2 separate regions of the Homo sapiens genome follow, and region 1 is linked to region 2. The links are chromatin loops, found by intact Hi-C in ENCODE. Cell type or tissue: heart right ventricle. All regions are shown on one strand.

What was found. Hi-C counts contacts between places; a loop is a spot of excess contacts. Peaks named below come from ENCODE experiments on the same cell type or tissue, not always from the same donor. Only the 100,000 strongest peaks of a DNase experiment are listed, where the experiment ranks them.
Region 1: a loop joins it to region 2, with 7 times the contacts of the local background. A loop is called at or near these places in 11 of 110 quality-filtered maps.

Annotation. Positions count from the first base shown.
Region 1 is chr6:55,223,851-55,226,350 of GRCh38, reverse strand. The region is part of intron 1 of HCRTR2 (hypocretin receptor 2); the gene reads right to left. Among named protein-coding and RNA genes, the nearest start is that of HCRTR2, 51 kb to the right of the region's middle. In heart right ventricle, no CTCF peak of the experiment used is centred here; no DNase peak of the experiment used is centred here.
Region 2 is chr6:53,978,237-53,980,736 of GRCh38, reverse strand. All of the region lies in intron 1 of LOC101927189 (a long non-coding RNA gene), which reads right to left. Among named protein-coding and RNA genes, the nearest start is that of MLIP-IT1, 19 kb to the left of the region's middle. In heart right ventricle, CTCF peaks have their summits at 876 and 1,076 (motif pointing left); no DNase peak of the experiment used is centred here.

The DNA.
Region 1 (2,500 bases), 1.2 Mb before region 2:
GGCAACAGAGTGAGACTTTGTCTCAAAAGAAAAAAAATTGCAGTTTCATTTTTCAGACTTCATCCTGAACAAATAGGAAGCACTTCAGAGCACTATTATTTACTTTGTATTGTAATATGGGATTAATGAAGCCACCAAGGGACAAAGAGAAAGTGGGAGGGGAATAGAAAATAAGGAAACTAAGAAAAATCTCAAGGCATAAGATTCAGCACATCTTTTAAAGATACATGAGTTGGTGACATTTTATAAAAGCTGCTCTTACAAATTTCCCAATGATGCTGCAATTGGATGTTTCTGACCTTAAAACCACCTTGTTTGTCCCTCTCATTGCACAGGGATGCCCAACTAGGGAGGAAGCACAAAACAGCTTAGGCTGTCTTTTTAACAGTATTGTGGTGAGGACCAAATGAAAAGATTTTGAAAATGTTTTGTCAATGATAAGCCTAAGTAGGGTTTCCCAAATGTCTTAAGTATAAAGATCCTTATATAATGTGAAGAATGTGCCAGGCATTTAATTACATTTATACTTAAAAGGAGTTGATGGAAATTATACTTTTAGTTTCTGTTGATTAAGAAAATACTTAATTACAATTACAATTTGATTACAGTAATTTTAAAAATACATTGACTATTAGTTATAACATAACCTTCATGTATCTTAAAAATATTAGTTTATGTATATGGAATTATAGTACACTGCATTAGCATTACCAGGTACTTGATTATTGTTGAATGAATGAATGAGGAGTGACTGTGTGGGGTGCAAATTTTTATTCTCTATGCCTTGTGCAGGTCTGGCACAGATTATATTAGAATCTCTCAAGAAGCATTTGTGGAGTTACATGCTTTGCCTACACAGACCATGCTTATGATAACTCATATGCCTTTGTATCACCATATGGTCTGAGAAAGCAACACCATTACTTTGGAGTAGAGTCACTAATTCAACTCATAGAAGGATGAGGACAAGAAAAAGCAGAATATGTTTTATTAAAAAAAAAGACAGGGCTAAAATAATAACTAGGGACATAAAAGATCAGATACACCATTTGTAAAGTCATGTTTCTAGTTGGGTATTTGTATGACACACTAATGGAGACAAAGAAATACTATGTAAACATAGACCAATAATAAACACTATAAATAATTTTTGTACCTTAATTCCTAATTTTCTTTCATTTATCTACATTAAATCTTTAATATTTTTTAAGTTGACAAATAAAAATTGTATATATTTGTCATGTACAACATGATGTTTTAAAAGATGTATACATTGTGGAATGGCTAAAGGGAGCTAATTAAAAAATGTATTACCTCACATAATTATCAGTTTTTGTGTCAAAAACACTTAAAATCTACTCTCTTAGCAATTTGAGGATACAAAATATTGTTACTAACTATATTCAACATGTACAATAGATCTCTTGAATGTATTCTTCCTCTTTAACTGAAATTTTTTATTCTTTGACCGTTTCCCCAACCACATCTTACCCCAACTCCCAGCACCCGATAATCACCATTCTACTCTATATTTCCATGAAGTCAACTTTTTTAGATTTCACATATAAGCGAGATCATTAAGTATTTGTGCCTGACTTGTTCCTCTTAACATGTTTTTCAGGTTCATCCATGTTGTTGCAAATGACAGGGTTTCCTTCTTTTAAAAGGCTAAATAGTATTCCATTGTGTATATATACCACGTTTTCTTTCCTTTTTTTTTTTTTAACTGAGACGGAGTCTCGTTCTGTAGCCCAGGCTGGAGTTCAGTGGCACAACCTCGGCTCACTGCAAGCTCCGCCTCCCGGGTTCACGCCATTCTCCTGCCTCAGCCTCCCGGGTAGCTGGGACTACAGGCGCCCACCACCATGCCCGGCTAATTTTTTTTGTATTTTTTTTTAGTGGAGATGGGGTTTCACCGTGTTAGCCAGGATGGTCTGGATCTCCTGATCTCGTGATCTGCCCGCCTCGGCCTCCCAAAGTGCTGCGATTACAGGCGTGAGCCACCGCACCCAGCCCATGTTTTCTACGTTTATCCATTGATGGGCACTTAGATTGATTCTATATCTTGGCTATTGTGAATAAAGCTGCAATGAATACGAAACATCTCTTTGACATACTGAACTGATTTTCTTTGGATATATACCCAGAAGTGTGATTGCTAGACCATATGGTAGTCCTATTTAATTTCTAATGTTTATAAAACAAAATTTATTTAAGAAAATACAACACTTTGAATTGACTTTCATTTAAATTTAAATTAAGACTAAAGAATACTTACAAGATAACTCTAAGATGACTCATTATCTAATAAAATCTCTCATTGAAAAAATGTCAGCAACTGTCTTTGAAGTGTGAATTTTGGGAAATTCACCCATGTAGAAATACACATTTATCCAACTATTTCATTGCTTATTAAGTAGAAATTTGTCATGCAGATTGCTGCCATTAACAGCTCTGCATATAAATAACTTCCCTGCATATAAATAATTTCCTCCATATT
Region 2 (2,500 bases):
GGAATGAGAAATTACTTAGTGGATATAATGCATGTTATTCAGGTGATATTTATACTAAAAGCCCAAACTTCACCACTATGCAATACATCCATGTAATAAAACTGCATTTGTACTTCTTAAAATGTATGCAAATAAAAAACCAAAAAAAATAAATCAAGAAAAAAACTTTATACAGAGATAGTTCTGTAAAATCAGGGAAAACTGCAATTGTATTCCTCTGATAAAGTCAGAACGTTTTCCTCTTTGTTTGGAGATTTTTATGGTTTTAAAAAATTCAATTCCAAATAAATACATAAATAAATTAATAAAACAAAAGGAAAATTAGCAGTCAAAGAAAAATTCAATTCTACATATTTATTTGATATGGGCACCATTGGCATTCATACCCATTCTTTTGTTTGTTTGCCTTGGTTGTTAATGCTTTTTAAAGTTAACATTTTTGATTTTTAAACAAAAAAATATATAACAGAAAAAAATTTAGACTTGGTCTGCTATTTTATTCCATTTATGATTCTGATATATTACACCAAATCTGGTTTAAAACTGAAAAATATAAATATCCCCAAGCAAAAAAAGTCTTAACTTTTTCTAGTTTCAGTGCTTTAAATGGTTTGATATGTAACTGTGATCCATATTTGAATACGTACATGTAGTAAAAAAAGTTTTGTTTTATATTTTTTGTTGTTACCTTTATCTTTATAAAGATGAAAAAAAATTAAATTATATAACAATTGTAAAATAAACCAGTGTTCTCAAAGGGCAGATGCACACACCTCAGGGATATGCAACCCCCAAAAAAGATTCACTGTAGTGCAGGAAAGAAATATTAAAACTTCAGTCTATCATAGCCTTTTATATTTCAATTTTTCTATAGGTGTGTCTTATAATTGCCACAATATATTAGTGCAATATTAGGTATATAATTTATTTTTAATTGGACATATACATATTGGGTTTGCAAGCCTAAAAATGATCACAGTGCCCTTTTGAAAAGTTTAGGAACCACTGATAGTCAAGACAGAGAGCCACTTTTTCTTGCCAGCCTTTTTCAATCCTAGAACACAGCACCATCTGGTGGTATCCTGAGATAATGCATGCATGATATTTGAGTAGTTTTTATAAGAAAAATATTGTTGTCATTCAGATAACAAGACAAATCAATAATAACCATTCTAAATTAGTAATACACCATTTTAACTAAATCATGGGCAACTGTGAAAATAGTATTTCTATTGTTTCCTACTACTGCTTCTAGGTTCTTAGGCCAACTTCTCTCTCCTCCTGACTTGCCTTCCTATACAATTTATCTAGGAAAATCTTATTCTGCCTTTAAAACTTATCTCATAGTCCACCTCTTTGCCTCCTTTCCTGAGCACACCAGCTCATTAGCTGCACCCTTCTCCATACTTCATAGGTACCCCCCTTAAACCACTTGTCCCATTGACTTACAATGATGTGACATGTCATTCTTTCTATTAAATTCTAAAGAAGCACTGTCTAGTAAGAAGATAATTGACCCACAAATGCAAGTCACACACATAACTTTCAATTTTCTAGTAGCCACACTTAAAGAAACAGATAAGATTTATCTTAATATATTGTATATAATCTTAATTTTATATTGTATATTATCTTAATATATTGTATATAGTATACATACATACATATGTAAGACTTATCTTAATATATTGTATATAATCTAATATATCTAAAACATCATTTTAATATATAATGTATAAAACATTAATAATGAAATAGTTTACTTTTTTGTATGAGGACTTCACAATTCAAAGTGGGTTCTATATCTATAGCACATCTTAACTGGGACTTGCCGTATTTCCAGTGCACAATGGCTATGTGTGTCTAGTGGTCGCTGAATTGGACAGTGCAGTTCTAAAGGCAAGGCTAGTATCTTCTTGCACTTAGTGAATGTTCAATAAATGCTTAAAAAATAACTTTAAGTTCACAATTCCACTAGTTGTTCCTGGGAAAATCTATCCTCTCTCTATCATGCATTAGGTCTCTACAAATAAATACCATAAAGAAGCTACAAGCAGCCAGGCATGGTGGCTCACACCTGTAATCCCAGATACTCAGGAGGCTGAGGCATGAGAATCGTTTGAACCTGGAGGCAGAGGTTGCAGTGAACCAAGATGGCCCCACTGCTCTCCAGCCTGGGTGACAGAGCAAGACTCTGTATCAAAAAAAAATAAAAGAAAAGAAGAAGAATCTACAATCAAGTCAAGTCTCTCCTTAAGAGGAAAATAAGAATCTATGGTAAATCATATAAATTACCTAGTTTTGTTTCAACAATTCCTTTTAGAGGTAAGTTTTATGCTCATGTATTTCAATGTATTTAAATAATAGTCTTAAAATCAGCAATTGTCAGACTCTTAATTATGCAACTGGACATCTCCTTGTAATACTTGACACCTTTTGAATCACTTTTTAAACATCCTGCCCTACCAGCACAGTGAGCAAAGACTATTCTGTTTTGCTC